Linked DNA regions of Homo sapiens: region 1 is linked to region 2. Evidence: chromatin loops called from intact Hi-C (ENCODE). Cell type or tissue: heart left ventricle. All regions are shown on one strand. Each heading gives the region's core, and the rest is flanking DNA. Links, peaks and the distances in the headings are about the cores only.

Region 1 (8,330 bases), core at 238-8,237, 73 kb before region 2:
TTCACACTTCTCTTGCTCCACCTTCCAAGACTCCTCACACAATTCCTTGTTCTGTGGCTTAACATTTTACAAAAGAGGGGAAGGGCCTTGCCTACTGTCTGCTTCTGCTTTCTGTCTTGTTCCAAAGTGAGGAAGGGCAACTTCTGCCCAGCAACTAGAATTGAGGGGGCAGGAGGGAAAACTAAAGGCAAACAGATAAAGTATAATATTTCAATATATTTTCCTGCCACAGTATGTTATTATTATTCTACCTGAAATAATAACACTACTTTATTCTTTCCCAGCTCCCTTTGACTATGCCTCTCCAACACACAGACACACACACACGAATGCACACACATGCGCACTCCCTTTAAAAAGACATCTGACTAGAACTTTCTCACACCTCTTGGTGCAGCAGAGATCATATTCAATAGCTGCTAACTAGGCTTTCTTGCCCTGTCGCTCTCGAGTTTGTCTCTCCTGTAGGATCATCAGGGTTGCCTGGCAACCACCAGCAGGTCAGCCTTTCACATGGCTTCCTTAAAGAAAATGGCAAAGCTCTCGTTCCTGTTACAGTCCAAGCAAAGCCTAATTAGTGTGAACCGGGAATCAATCGGAGAGGGGAGTGGGGGCTGGTGCAGGATGGTAAAAGGGTGTGAAGTGCACAGAGGAGGGCCTGTTGTGGGCACTTGGGAGCTGCTGTGATAATAGCCATGCTTTCCTAAGGGTCTGTGTCTGAAAATCGCCCACTGACAAAATCGTCATTTCATCTCTTGCCACCTCCGTGATGAAAATGGTGCAGGGCCCACAGCAAGGAGCTGCTTTTCAGGCTGATGTCTGAGCTACCATTGAAGGAACAGGGGATCTTTAACCTGCACGAGGCTCCCTTCGAGGACAAGGGACACGAATATCTTCAAATATTTGGATGCTGAGAGTGTAGAAAAGGGATTAGACTGCTTCTGGTTGGCATGAGAGGGAAGCAAACGTGGGCTCATTAGGAAGGAGTGATTTTGCAAATGTAGGTGGTTCATAAAGGAAAGTAAATTCACTGCAGTACAGGCATGCATGCTGGAAAAGGGTGTGCATGGGTGAGTCTCATGCCTCTGATGTGTCCACCCAGCACAGACAGGCTCTGGAACACCTCACCTTGGACTGGTCTGCATTCCTGAGTGGACACAAATAGCACTGGGTCTGCCCCACTGTCATAGTTCAGGCTGCTATAACAAAACACCATAAGCTGGGTAGCTTATACATAATAGAAACTGATTTCTCACAGTTCTGGAGGCTGGAAGTCCAAAGTCAAGGTGTTGGCAGATCCAGTGTCTGGTGAGGGCTCAATTTCTGGTTCATAAATGGAGCCTTCTAGCTGTGTCCTCACATGGTGGAAGAGGCATAGCAGCTCTCTGAGGCCTCCGTTATAAGGGCACTAATCTCATTCATGAGGGCTCCACCTCCATGACCTAATCACCTCCCAAAGGCTTCACCTCCTACCTTCACATTGGGGATTAGATTTCAACACATACATTTTGGAGGGGACACAAACATTCAGACCATAGCACCCACCCATACCCTCTGCTCTAAGGAACCACCACTCCCTGGTCCCCAGTGGCAAGTGTTGAGTAGCTGTTGATGTCCTTTGCATGCACCATGGGAATTCCAACCCAGTGTCTCCTGAGCCCACAGGTACAGTTGGGGCCATGCTGCTGCTGAGGGCACTGACCACAGAGTCAGGGTTGGGATGATCTCAAAGGATGGATGTTAGAAAGGAGTGACCTACTCTTGCTGCAGTGGGTGGCAGCACCTGCATGGGTCAGGCCAAGTCATATAAGCAGGACTTCTGCAGTTGAAATGAGGAGCCAAGGCTGGCCGGGTGTGGTATCTCACGCCTGTAATCCCAGCACTTTGGGAGGCCAAGGCGGGCGGATCACCTGAGGTCAGGAGTTTGAGGTCAGCCTGGCCAACATGGTGAAACCCCATCTCTACTAAAAATACAAAAAATTAGCCAGGCATGGTGGTGGGCACCTGTAATCCCAGCTACTCGGGAGGCTGAGGCAGGAGAATCGCTTGAACCCAGGAGGCGGAGGTTGCAGTGAGCTGAGGTTGCACCACCGCACCCCAGCCTGGGTGACAGAGCAAGACTCTGTCTCAAAAAAAATAAAAAGAAATGAGGAGCGGAAATCCTGGGGTGGGTGAGGGGAGGTGAAGGGAGAGGACAGGGTGCCAGGCAACATCAAAGTTTATTTCAGGTGCTAGGTGTGACAGGGTAAGGTGAGGACAGGGGAAGCAGGAGAAGCCAGCTATTACATGGTAATGAGCACTGCCATTTGGTGTGTGCCTTCAATGTGCCAGATGTTGCCATTTAATCATCTTAATCGCAACAACCAGTAAGACAGGCAATATCATCCCCACTTTGCAGGTGAGGAAACTGGGGAGCAGAGAGGCCAAATGACTCGTCCACAGTGACATAGAAAATGGCAGGGTCAAGATGCAAATACAGATGTGCTTTCCTCCAAATTCCACCTCTTTTCCCCCTTCTACTGCCTTGCCCTGAGCAGCCAGAGATCCAGCCACTAAGGTTACAGTGACGCACACACAGCCTAGGCCCCTTGGTTGCAAGGGTGGTGTTGCTACTTTTGAGAGTTTAGTATCACTCAATTGTGCCTTTTGTTTTTAAAAAATAGATTTATTTATTTATTTTTGAGACAGAGTCTCGCTCTGTTGCCCAGGCTGGAGTGCAATGGCACGATCTCGGCTAACTGCAACCTCTACCTGCCGGGTTCAAGCAATTCTCCTGCCTCAGCCTCCGAAGTAGCTGAGATTACAGGCATGCTCCACCACACTTGGCTAATTTTTTGTATTTTTAGTAGAGACGGGGTTTCACCATGTTGGCCAGCCTAGTCTCAAACTCCTGACATCAGGAGATCCACCTGCCTCGGCCTCCCAAAGTGCTGTGATTACAGGCGTGAGCCACTGCACACGGCCTATTTTTCTTCAAAAAACTTATTAATAGAAGGATAAGGAAGAGATAGCGAGAGAGACAGAGAGAACATGGATAAAGGACACTTAAGTGTAGAGCTTGATGGTGTTTTATAAATGTATAACCATCATCTGGGCCAGGATACAGAACATTTCCAGCAACCCCAGTTGTGTTTTTCTTAACACAAATCAGAACTCAATTGGAACAGCTAAACATATACATTAACGGGTCACGTGCTGCTAGATAGCGCCTAACAAGATCTGCTAACATAGGTACTGTGCTTTCTCCTCAAATGCTATGGTTTCCAGAGCCCAGAAGAGGGGATGAGGTGATTATACTGGAGATAAGATTCTGAAGCCCAGCATTTGAGATGATTAATGATCCCTGGGCTGCTGCTCCAATTTAGTCTGATATGAAGAGAAGAAAAAGCCGTGGTTAAATTCTCCCTGTTCCAGCCTCACTACTACATTGCTCTGTTATCTCAGTGAGGTCAGAATCAACCTGTGTTTAAACTCCAGGCAGCCTTAGCGGGGGCCCCCACCCCTGCTACATTGCTGCTAGGGAGCCATCTCTCAAAAAAATAAAGAAGGATTTCTGAAGTGTTACCTGAGGACCCAGAATGCTGCCTTGCAGCACCTGGGGCTTGGCGGTGGGGTGGCTGGGGGACACTCATTCTCCCCAGCAGGTGTCCTGGGACCCCTGCAGCCCACTGCCTTTGAGGAGGTGGGCAAAGAGGCCTGTGTGGCCCGGTCTAGAGGATAAAAGTGCCAGATGGCCGGGCAGGTGTTCCGGCTGACTTAACAACCTTATCAGATGCACTGTGGGGCCCAGCCCCCAGCAGATAGTAATGATTTGTGAAAGTGGCAGGGGAAGGCGTCCCCACTGCTCCCTTCCCTCTTCCTACCTCTTCAACTTGCCCCATGTTGGTGACAGGGCATCTAGTGGTTCACAGCAGCTGACTATCCCTCTGACCCATGCTAGGTTTCTGGCAGAGGTTGCTAGCCACATCCCTAAAAGGACCTTGGCTGTCTGTCTCCCAAGCTTGCCACTTATAGACTGGCAGGGGAATGGACTCTGGAAAGTCACCCCACTGGCTGGCCACAAGGACAGATTCCTGGGAGAGCTGCCCGGGTGATTGCCCTTACTGTGGTCACACTGAATGGCACTGACATTCCCAGGTACCTACACTCTTTTCTGGCCTCATGTGCTGGACCCAGGCCTCTAGCATTTTAGTTTTGTCACATCGGAGATGCTCAATGGGGTGGAGGAAAGACAAGAATAACTCTGGGTGGCCTCACCCATAGAAGAGGTGGCCAAACTTCATGCCTAATTACTGCGGGTATTGGTTACATATCGCAAATATCAACTTTTTATTCCAAATGCTCATCCTAGCCATCTTGAGACAGAGCTCAGCTGCTTTATAAATATACCTAAAATGATGTCTTTTTCCTGTATTCAGCCATTGAGGACTAGGAAGACTGGATGTCCCCAAGGCCCAGAATCTCCCCGGCACCCCTGTTCCCATAAAAGACAGAAAGGAGTTTCCAGGTCAAGATGTTACCCTGAACACATGTGGTTTCTTCCTGCCCCTCCCAAAATTGCATGGTAAAGGCATGGACATACAGAAGGAAGTGGACACATAGTGATGAGGAACACAGGAGGAGAGATCAGAAGGCAGAACGCCATCAGTAGTACTGAGCCAAAGTAGCTGAGTGCTCTCAATGCTGCAGAGGACATAGTTGTCACATCCCCAGAAAAGCTTCAAATTCAGAGCCCAATAAAAAGAGTGACCAGCTGCTCAGCATCTCTTCTAGGCAGAAGCATGAGATCTTGCCTGGGGACCAGGAGCGTGGACTCCTCGTGTGTTTGATGGTGCTCTAAAGCAGTGGCTCTCAAACTTGATCACACATTAGAATCCTCTGAAAGCTCCAAAATACCCCAAATCTATTAAATTAGACTATCTGGGGATGGGACCCAGGACCTAGTATTTTTAAAGCTCCTCAGTTGAGCCCACTGGGCAGCCAAGGTTGGGAACCACTGCCCTAGGGTGCATTCTTCTTTCAGGCATGAAGACAGGGTGAGTTAGCCTGTTCCCTGCCTGCCACACTTAAGAGAAGCCTGCTGGCCAATAAGAGGGGGCTCCTTGGCTGCACTTACTGCTGTCCTTCCCCAGCCTTGCTCTCCTCCCCTGGAAGCATGGGCCAGTCTGTGGGCTCTCTCACCTTCCTGACTCCACTCTTCTTGCCTGTCCTCCCACTGCTCCTGGAATGATCTTCCTAAGAACCAACTCTAATCCTATCACACCCTCACTTTTCACTACCTGCAGAGCAAGTCCTAGCATAGAGACTCTTCTAAAGATTCCTACATCTTTCTTTCTAACCTAATTCCCTTCCTCATCCTTATATTCCAGTCAATCTGAAGACAAGGGCTCCCCTTGTTTTTGCTTGTGTCTCCTTCCCTCACCCCACAGCCCTAGCATTTAGGCAGGTGACCTTCGCAGGGAAGATGTTCACATAAAGACCTTACTGAGCTGGATTGAGTTGAGCAGAACACAATGTCTCTGGGCTGCAGAATGAAGGAAACATAATTTGTTTTCACTGACAACGGCCATGAATGACCTTGTTTTGAGGGAGAAGGGAAATAACAAGCAGCTTGAAAACAACATTTTTCTAAACCTACCATTTTTTGCTGTTATTCATGTTTTAAATTTTACATTTTTTTTAATTTTTAAATTTATTTTTTAAAGACAGGGTCTTGCTCTGTTACCCAGGCTAGAGTACAGTGGTGAGATCATAACTCGTCTCTACTAAAAAATACAAAAATTAGCCAGGCATGGTGGTGGGTACCCATAGTCCTAGCTACTCAGTAGGCTGGGGCAGGAGAATTGCTTGAACCCAGGAGGCAGAGGTTGCAGTGAGCCAAGATTGCGCCACTGCACTCCAGCCTAGGCAACGGAGTGAGACCGTCTCAAAGAAAAACAAACAAACAAACAAAGAAAAACAATTTGTTTAAACAAGCAACAAAAGAAACATCAGCCACAATCCCTTACCCAAGCATGACCATTTTGTACTATTTCATTTTGGGCATGGTTCTTCCCATATGTTCTTGTTGACATATTGTATTTATTTATTTATTGTTTTCAATTTTTATTTTAGGTTCAGGGATACATGTGCAGGTTCGTTATGTAGGTAAACTTGTGTCACAGGGCTGTATTGTACAGATTATTCCCTCTCCCAGGCACTAAGCATAGTACCTGATTGTTATTTTTCCTGATCCTCTCCCTCCTCTCACCCTGCACCTCCAAGTAGGCCCAAGTGTCTGCTGTTCCCCTCTTTGTGCCCATCGGTTCTCATTATTTAGCTCCCACTTATAAGTGAGAACATGCGGTTGGTTTTCTGTTCCTGCGTTAGTTTGCTGAGGATCGTGGCCTCCAACTCCATCCACGTTCTTGCAAAGGACACAGTCTTGTTCTTTTGGTATCTGTCCAGTTTGGGTTCTACTCTGGCACTTATTTCATCATAAACTTATAAAATATTATGCCTTGGTTTTCATCACCATTGGCTTTGGCTGCTGCTTAATGTCCCCTGAGGGCCTTCGTGGAGTTTCTGAGCTATTCCTCGCTGTGGGACATGTTAATTGCGATGGCATGACACTGTAATTCCTTTCAGTGTAATAGTCCTTCCCCTAAGCGTAATAGTGTAATAGTCCTAAGCATTGACACTGTAATTCCTTTCAGTGTAATAGTCCTTCCCCCCAAAGTTGCTTTTCTTTTCTTTTCTTCTTTTCGTTTCTCTCTTTTATTAGAAAATAAACTTGCTCTTTAATGGGGAATGGGAGAGAGGGCTGTCTGCGCAGGAATGAGGGTAGGGTGTCTGTGGGCTGAGTCAGCTTTGGGCTCCTGGTTCTGATTATGCAGCTCATGTATGGTGTCCTTGCTATCAGGCAACGTGGCCGCTCCATAACCCACAGTGCCCAGGGCATAGCACCTGGAGGATACCAGCAAGTAGGCGGGCAGTCACCACAGGACCTCCCAGCAGGACAAGGGCAGCTCCAGGCCCAGGGCTCCCATGGTCAGGGCCAACCAGGTAGAGCCCAGGATCACCAGTTCCCAAAGCCATTGTGCTAATTTCATCATGGTCACTCTTCGCACCGCATCTCCTCAGGTTGCTTTTCTATCTCATCAGCAACCTTCTTCAAAACCTGCCTCCCTAATCTGTCATGAGATTAGAGTAAGAAATTTTAAAAAAATAGAAAAGAAAGAAAATCTTGCCTCTGAAGTGCAATGCATCTTCCAGAAGGTGCTTGTGCTTTCTCAGCTACCATCCCCTCCTACTGACTCCTCTCCCCAGAGCCATGCATCAGGCCCCACTAAAGACCCCTTCTTCTTAAAGACTTTCCCAAACTGAGGAGCACCTGGGCTGGGCTGTCACCTGCTGTATGCGTCCACGTGGCCTTGTGCTTCCTAACCAGCACTTTCCACATTTCATTCTGTTTCATGGTGTGAATTACTCACCACTGTATCCTCAGCAAGTGAAAGGAAGGACACAGGGGGACAGGGAAGGAGGGCATGCCCTAGCTCCTCCTAGGGCCTCTGGTGGCCTGTGGCCTGCAGGTGAAAGGGAGGTCAGTCCTATGGTAGTCATCCCCATTAGCCTTCTGCCCTTACAGCAGGTCCAAGCTCTACCATTCTTGGGCTTCCAGACCCCAGCACAGTGTGGTGTCTCGGGGGAAAGCTTGTGTCTCATAGGTGGGCAAGCTACCCCCACTCCTCTGGCTGCTCCAGCTGCCCCCATTACAGGGCATCGCTGGTTGGGGCCAGGAAGGACTGTTTGTTCAATTCTAACAACACAGGGGCTATTACCAGTGGCGCTGGAGGGGAGGAACAGCTGTTCCATCTCCCAAGCTAGTTCCAGCCCCCCTTACCTGATCGCCTCCCTAGGTTTTATCGAATCTCCGTGTCTTGCAATTACCTCTAATTTCATTGCCTTCATTGCGAAGAAGAGCGCTTTTCCCTGCAGCTAAGATTTTCTTATATTCCCTGGGCTTTGCCTCTTCAGCCCCCAGCCTCTTCTTTACACTCCCAGCGAACGACATGAGCAGTCATTTTCTGGGACTGGAGCTCTGCCTGCACCCCTGCCCTGGCCACTCACACCTCAGCCGTGCTCCCCTGTCCTGCCCCTGAGAGCAGAAACCAGAGAGTGGAGGCCCTATGGCAACCCAGGGGCCTCCAGTTTAAGGAAAATGCTTCACAGGGCTTTGCTCTATGGTCCAAGCAGCTACTCCCTCTGGAAAGAAGGTTTTGATGTGCTTCCTCCTTCTCGTTCCTCTCCAAAGACCCTCCTCCAACCCCATATCTCAGGCAGATCTAGGA
Region 2 (8,330 bases), core at 219-8,218:
AGAGACTAAAAAAAAAGAGAGACAGACTGTCTCTTAGTTTTAATTAATTGTTGAAAGAATAGAGAGGGGCCATATTTCTACTGAAAGAAAGGAGAAGTTGGGGAATGGGAATATTCTGAACCGGAATGAAAAAGTGAATGAAAGGTAATCTTTAGATTCAGTCTCTTTGCCCTAGTCTTTAAAAGTTTCTGTTGGGGGTTATTTGCCCTAGTCTTTAAAAGTTTCTGTTGGGGGTTACAAAGTTTGAAATCTGTCTTAAGGAGGGATGTATTACTCAAAATAAATTGCCTCTATCATTCAGTGTGATATGATGGACTTGGAAGGGGCAGGATTAGAGGAGGTGAGGGATAAAAATCTACATATTGTGTACAGTGTATACTACTCCAGTGATAGATGCACTAAAATCTCAGCCTTCACCACAGTTCATGCATGTAACCAAAACCACTGCTACCCCAAAAGCTGCTGAAATAAAAAGCAACAACAACAAAAACAAATGGACTCTAGCTTGTTTTCCTTTCAGATCTTCTCTTTTAAATGTCATTCTGGCTAAAACAATTTTTTAAAAATGTTTATCTGAAAAGTGATTGTCAACCCTCAGGGTAGGTTCAGCATGAGATTGATATAGTAGCCATGTCAGAATCCTGAAAGGGATATACTTCGGGAAAAAAAAAAAAAAATAGGCCAGGTGTGGTGGCTCATGCCTGTAATCCTAGCACTTTAGGAGGCCATGGTGGGCAGATCACCTGAGGTCAGGAGTTCAAGACCAGTCTGGCTAACATGGTGAAATCCCGTTTGTACTAAAAGTACAAAAAATTAGCTGGGCGTGGTGGCACACGCCTATAATCCCAGCTACTTGGGAGGCTAAGGCAGGAGAATTGCTTGAACCTGGGAGGCAGAGGTTGCAGTGAGCTGAGATCGCGCCATTGCACTCCAGCTTGGGCAACAAAAGTGAAACTCTGTCTCAAAAAAACAAACAAACAAACAAACAAAAAAACCTCAGTACATTTTTTATTGGGAATTTTATTGGGAAAATGCAAAATGCATACATTTTCATATTACAAACCTCAGAGAGTTTGAAAAGCAATCTTGTCTGATGAGGTTATGCAGAAGGCAGTGATTCATAACTGGGGTACATCCCCTCAAAATCTTAGAAGAACATGAGGTTTACCTAGTTATCAAATGAGGGGATACATTTTAGAAGGTTAAGAAACATGTTAGAAAAATATTGAGTTTCCTAAAAAGGCAGAATGGAGAAATCTGGAGCCAGATGCAGGAACATTTCTGTGTCTCTCATGCTGGAAGGACTCAGGGAGAGGCAAGCAACAGGGACCAAGGTCAGAGAAAAACAAGTATGCAAAATGGACTTGTGATAGCCGGGGTGCCATTGTCTTCTGGGTTTCTGTTTATAATTTTGCAGTGAGAAAGCCCCTTCTAGGGGGGAAAAGTCCCATAAAAATCCCACAAATGAAAATTTATGCGTGGCAAAAAAGCAAAAACAAAACAAAGTCAAACGACAACACCTTTAGCAAAGGATTGATTTCCTTACTACAAAACATCCTATAAATATCTAATAAAAATATGAACACTACAAAAGAAAAAATGGACTATGTTATTAGCAGAGTGTTCCCAGAAAAAAATAAATAAACATGGTCAACAACCACATGACAATTGTTTATAATATTTATTTTTCACCCATCAGATTAGCAAGGGTTAAAGATGTTTGATGACCTAGTATTGACAAGGATGTAGGGTGCTCACCCACTGTTGGTGGGAGAGTAAGTTGGTTCAGATTTCTTGAAAGACAAAAAAGCAATATGTTAAAAAATGCATATAACTTTTAACCCAGTTAAATTCTAACTCTATGTGTCAATACCAAAGGTATCAGAAGAAAAAAATGATAAATGTGTCAGGGCAAAACATTTGTGTATGTGAACAAGACATATGTTCATTGCAACTTTTTATGAAAAAGTGGGAACTGTTAAATGTGCATCGGTAGAAAACAGACTACATACATCGTCAGACAGCCATACAATGGGATCTGATAGAGCTGTTAGAAGTAATGAGGCAAATTTGTACATACTGATTTGGAAAGCTCTCTGAGACATTAGTTGAACTGTGTTTAGCATGATGCTATTTTTCGTGTAAAGAAAAAACTAAACCGTGCTGAACTTAAAGTCAGTCTGCATATAAATACATACATGCTTGTAGAGTCATAGAATGCTTTTGAAAGGATGCAGAAGACTATTAATGGTTTTCTCTGGGAAGTGGGCATGGAAGTGAGGGAAGATAGACATTTCCCTTTATCTTTGTAATTTTTTTTCACTGTGAACATGAATTAAGAAAATCTTTTTCATTGCAGTAAAAAAACATAAAATTTATCATTGTAACTATTTCCAAGTGTAATACCACTGCGAGTTCAGTAGTGCTAAGTACATTCAGGTGGTTATGCAACCAGTCTCCAGAACTTTCATCTTGCGAAGCTGAAACTCCATACGCATTAAACAACAACTCCCTGTTCTCCCTCCCCACAGACCCTGGCAGCCGCCATTCTACTTTCTGTCTCTATGAATTTGATTACTCTAGTAATCATATAAGTGGAACACTAGTATCTGTCCTTTTGTGACTGGCTTATTTCACTTAGCATCATGTCTTCAAAGTTCATGCATGTTGTAGCGTGTGTCAGAATTTCCTTCCTTTTTAAGGCTGAATAATACTCCATTGTGGGTAGATACCACCTTTTGTTTATCCATTCACCCATCAATAGACACTTGGGTTGCTTCCACCTCTTGGCTCTTGTGAATAGTGCTGTGATGAACAATAGATGTGTAACTATCTCTTGGAGAGCCTGCTTTCAATTATTTTGGGCATATACCCAGAAGTGGCATTTAATGAGATTTTCTTAAAAGTATTTAACAGATGAATTCACCTGCAGCAGTAGAGGTGGTATTAGGTAGACACTCTGTGGGCTAGTTGAACTGAGTAGTCTGAGGCCAGATTTTCTTTACCAGCCTCCCAGGGGTTTAGCAATTTCATTCCTGCCCCCTGAGCCTTTCCTTTGCGCAGAGACAGGAGGAGGCTTAGCAGGCTTGTGAACCAGCTGCTCCCATCTGCATTAATTCAGCACATTTCTATAGCTCCCTGAAGGAGGAGATGGTGCAGCAGCATTTAATTAGTGGCCAGGAACATGCTTTCCCAAGGACACGACTTATTTCTCAGCCAGCTGCTGCCTGTTGCTCCCTAGCAACATGAAGTACTCACATGATTGCTCTAGGGCCCTTTCTCTCCAGACGAGGGGGTGGCCAGTTCACCTGCTGTCATAGCCTGGGGTGGAGGCAGGGGTGTCCTTGGGTCTGGGGCTAATTCTTCAGAAGAGGGTGGTCTGAACTTGTTATTCCTGCCAGCTGTGGTACTGAACCTCTTGATCCTTGAACTGCCTACTAGCGGTTCAGGAGCTCCACCACTCCTCTCCTTCAGGTTCATGATTAGAGCAGACAGAATGTGACCAGCTATAACACAGACAGAGCAACATGGCCTGGAAAAGTCCACTGGGATTTTAAGGTACAGCTGAGAGACTTTGAGGAAGAGGGAATGACCTCAGCCCCAGTTGGGAGGCCTGCCTTTCAGGATGGACTAGGGAGGGCGGGTATCGGAGGCCCTGACACCACACCACCTTGTGCAAGAGGAGCAAGGGGAGCTTCAGCCTCATCCTAGGTGACTGGCTAACTGGCTAACTAGGGCCCTTGGAAAGAGAGAGTGTGATGGCAGATATCCAAAGCAGCCACCACTGTGAGTCTGAACTTGCCTTCCTCACCAGGTTTGAGAGATGGCTGCTCAGAGACTAGACTTCAGACCAGGCTGGTTCCTCCCAAGTGCTTCTGCAGAGGTTGCAAACTGGAGGCCTTGAGATGAGGTGCTGCACACTGACATGCTTTATTTGGTATGTTTGCAGTTTTGAAGTTTTAAAGAATATCCTGCTTTTTCATGTTGCTGTCAGGAAGCCTAACAGTCCCACATGCCAATAATCGGGGCCCCCTTTAGACTGAGCATGTGTGCTCTCCAGCTTACACAGTCCCCTCCTCACTCCTTCAACCCTGTTTGAGTGTGAGATTCCTGTGTCCTTCTCTAGCCACAATGGTGAGCATGGCTGTGTCTGCAGGGGCCACCTCGTATTTATTCATTCATTCCACAAACATTTATTGAGTTTCTTTTGAGTATCTGGCCCTGAGCTAGGCACTAGGCTAAAAAGATCAATACAGTGTGGTCTTTGGACTCCCTGAGCTTATGGACCAGGTTCAGAGACAGACAAGTAAATGGGCTGGGGGGATTCACTGAAATTAGGTGACAGTTGCACAAGGTTTGGGGGAGCACAGAGACCTTGGGTATCTGACCTAGACTGGGGGGTTGAGGAAGGCTTCTGGCAAAGATATCACCTGAGGTGAAAATTCTGAAGGATGAGAGGAGTTAGCCTGATGACAACAGGGGAGAGGTGGAGGAATGGGAAGAGAAGGGTGTTCCAGCCAGAGGCAGTGAGGTACAGACGCATGGAGGCACGACAGAGTTTGGCATGCTTGGGGACCAGCAAACAAAACCTTGCTTAAAGCTAAGTGCCCCCATTGGGGTGGCCAGGGAGGCAGTGGGGAGCAGATCGTGAAGAGCCTTGTCAGCCTTCTGAGCTTTTGCGTTTAGAGAGTCCTTGAAGAGTTTAATTGGTGAAGCCATTTGTCAGATTTGTGTTTTCAGATTACCCTGGCTACAGAATGGATTTGATGCAGGAAGCAGGGAGGTCTAGAAAAGAGGCCTTTACAGTCACATAGGAAGTAAATCATCTATGCGTAGGAGACTCCTGAACTCCTCCCTCCCACCCTGTAGGCAAGGGAGACCTGATGAAAGGGAGGAACAGACTTTCAGAGGTGCAGAAACTGCCCTAAGTTCGGCCTCTGCTGTTTGCATTCAGCCTGCGTTCTTACTGCTTCCTCTGCCCACTTTGTTCCTGCTTCTCCCACCCTCACTAGCTTCTTATAACTGGCAGCTGGACTTGATAATATCAGCGGAGGCTTGGCACAGTGCTGGCACAGTCAGTGCTCAATCAGGGACAGCTATTGTTGGACAACCTGGCTGGCAGAGATCTCAGCTTCCGTCCAAGCTGCTGCCTCTCAGACGGAGCTCTCAGTGTGCTGGGCACTATCGCACGTGGCCTGTCCCAGCCTAGGGTACCGTCCCCTCTACACCTGACCAGGCCTCAGTGCCCTGTGCCCCAGGGTGGATGGTCAGGAGTGCTGGTGGGTTGGCAGTGGTCAAGGGATGGGGAGGATGCGATGGATGGGCATGATATAGAGAGTGAGCAGTTGTACACGGGCGACCAAGGGAAGGACAAAGTCAGGGATGAGTCAGCAGGTGGGGGAAGATGGTGCCCAGCCAAGACTGGGGAGCCACGAAGAGGCCAGTTGGGAAGGAGAGATGCCGGACACGGTTTGTGGTGCTCATGAGAAGATAGCCAGTGGGAACATGCATGGGAGAGGCAGGTAATGAACCTGGAGAGCCAGACCTTGAGACTGGAGATCAAGCTTGAGGAGCCAGAGGCAGAGCATGCAACTGGTATCATGAGAGCCACCGAGTCACCCAGGGGAGTGTTTTGAGCAGTAACTGTGTGCCAAGCATGGTGTTCTCACTGTATTAACTGCTGAAATCCTCACAGCAACCCCATGAAGTAAATCAAGAGGTGTTTCCGGACCGCTCAGTTACCAGCCCTCAGTTACTGAGTGGAAGAGTTAGGATTTGAGCTTGCGTGGTCTCTGCTTCCGAAGCTTCTGTTGAGAACTGTCACGTGCCTGCATTGCTGCCCTCTCTGGGCACCTGTCCTAGGGAGTCGTCAGACATTTCCGTCAATCTAAACGACAGCTCTGTGAAGGAGACAATAATATTCCTGTTTTCAGATGAGAACATTGAGGCTCAGAGACTTGCCCTAAATAACACACATGGTGGATGTAAAATCAGGATTTGAATCGAGTCTGATTCTGAAGCCTGAGCTGTTGTCATGAGCACATGCTGTCTTTGGGGCCAGGTTGGATAGTGAAGGAGGCGAGGACCCCTGCAAACCTGAGGCAGAGGAGTTCTGTGACCCAATGCCCAGATGAAGCAGAGGGGAGGGGAGTAGGAGCGAGAGAGGGAGAGTGCCGGAGGGACAGAATTCATCACACTCACCAAGGGAGGGAGGCTGGTGAGTTGCCTAAGATTTGGTCTCTAGAATTCTGACTCCATGCTTCCTCAGCTCTCTGACCCTGCTGTATTGTCTCAGCCTCAGTTTCTTCATCTGTAAACAGGCATAATAATACTGACTGCTGAGTGTGGTTTTGAGGATGAAATGAGAGACTTCATGTCTGGCCAGGGTCTAATATGTAGTGAGCCATCCACAACAGAAAGCACTTGTCAAGTGCCAGGCTAGGCTGCCCTCTCCAGAGAGCCTCTCCTTCAGTCAGGCTGGGCACAAGTGCATGTTTGAAGGGTTAATTTGGCATTTTCAAGTCATTCTACCCATGGTGAGAAAGTACTAGCTTTTTCCATTTCTGGAGAGACTATAGGAGATGACAGCCTTTGGTCTGGCTTCCATTCCAGCTGCTGCTTATTGATGAAGTGAAAATAGGAAGCTACCACCTCTCAATTCTCCTGCTGTGCTGGCAACATCGGCCTGTCTCAGCCTGCAGACACCTTCTAGGTGTGTGTTTTTTATATTGTGTGAGCCACAGGACAACAGGATTCTGGCTTGGGGGTGGAAGTGCAGAGGAAGACGGTGGAGGGCTGTGTTCTCTCCACACCTTCCTCAGAAAATACAAAAGAGTGGCTGGGCTGTGGCCACTCAGTGCTGCAGGTAGCACAGAACTGCAGGCAGACTTACACTGCAACCTCACACTGAAGTAGTGCTTGCAAGGTCTCCGAGGCCACCTAATTCACAGGCTCCCAGCAGTTTCCAGTCCAGGGCCTTGGTTCACCCATACAGTGACTTCAGTGGGCTCACCCCCATGGTTCTATTTTTCAGACCCTTTGAGTGACGTTGTCATTTGATTGGTTCCCATAGCATTTGAACCTCTTTCTGGGTTTGTGTGGTCCTACACTTTCTGAGTTCTAACTGGAAGCAAAGGCCAGCCTCCCTCACAGGGGCATTGCTGCTGAGGCTCTGCCAATCAGCCCACCTGTGCCAGACTTCTGGAGCCAGCTGTGCAACACAGATATCCTGGGGGAGCTCCCTTTGTAGGGCAGCAGCCCCCAGATACTAGTATTTTAGTACCAAGGTTGAGTTTTCCAGATCACATCTGGAAACAGCATAAAAAATTATTCTACTGCTGGAGTGATGAGGGTTAGGCAAAAGGATTCCCACTGCATAGACTGGGAAACCAGTAAGAGAACAAGGACAAGGGAGTCACTGACAGGGTCACAGTTAGCGTGCAGGCCTTTCATTTTATAGTCTTGCCGCTAGATCCTTAAGGTCCGTTCATAGTTTTCAGGACACTTTCTGAAGAGGGTTCTAAAGCTATTCCTTTGGGCCTCCTTAGAGTGCAAACAGAGGAGCTGAAGGCCCTGAGTTAAAGCAGGCATCTATAAGCCCCATCCAGGGGGAGTGCAGGGGAGCTAAAAACAGTGAGCACTTCTTGGGCACTTGAACCAGACACTGTGCTAAAATTCTTTGTGTGTGTCAATTATGATCCACTCAACTCTCTGAAATGCCTATTGTTACTGTCTTCATCTTACAGATAAGGAATTCAGGCACAGAGAAAGTAAGTAATCTTCTGAAAGTCACAAAGCTGGAGCCAGAATTCAAACTTAGACTTCAGGCCAGGCGTGGTGGCTCATGCCTGTAATCCCAGCACTTTGGGAGGCTGAGGTGGGCGGATCATGAGGTCAGGAGATCGAGACCATCCTGGCAAACATGGTGAAACCTCGTCTCTACTAAAAATACAAAAAAAAAAAAAAAAAAATTAGCCGGGTGTGGTGGCAGGTGCCTGTAGTCCCAGCTACTCAGGAGGCTGAGGCAGGAGAATGGCATGAACCCGGGAGGTGGAGCTTACAGTGAGTGGAGATCCCGCCACTGCACTCCTGCCTGGGCAACAGAGCGAGACTCCGTCTCAAAAAAAAAAAAAAAAAAAAAAGACTTAGGTCTGCAGCTCAGTCATCTTTACCCTGCTACATGAGGCACTGGGGAAGGGTATGGGGTAGGGAAGGACAGACGGTTTATCTGGAACTCACACTGCATGCAGGTGGCCAGCCATGTGGGAAGGAGGGAAAATCCCCATCTGAGCCACAGATCCAAACCAGAAGGAACTGAATGAGATGCTCCG

What was found. Hi-C counts contacts between places; a loop is a spot of excess contacts. Peaks named below come from ENCODE experiments on the same cell type or tissue, not always from the same donor. Only the 100,000 strongest peaks of a DNase experiment are listed, where the experiment ranks them.
Region 1: it touches region 2 in a loop (14-fold over the local background); 6 of 110 quality-filtered maps call a loop at or near these places.

The regions. Positions count from the first base shown.
Region 1 is chr15:88,567,057-88,575,386 of GRCh38, reverse strand. No RefSeq gene overlaps it. Among named protein-coding and RNA genes, the nearest start is that of DET1, 25 kb to the right of the region's middle. RefSeq lists an enhancer at 6,458-6,957. In heart left ventricle, for the core only: no CTCF peak of the experiment used is centred there; DNase peaks (open chromatin) are centred at 3,636 and 4,076; H3K27ac peaks cover 1,309 bases.
Region 2 is chr15:88,494,079-88,502,408 of GRCh38, reverse strand. It overlaps a transcript of DET1 not described here. Among named protein-coding and RNA genes, the nearest start is that of MRPS11, 31 kb to the right of the region's middle. RefSeq lists an enhancer at 5,230-5,730. In heart left ventricle, for the core only: no CTCF peak of the experiment used is centred there; a DNase peak (open chromatin) is centred at 5,114; H3K27ac peaks cover 1,411 bases.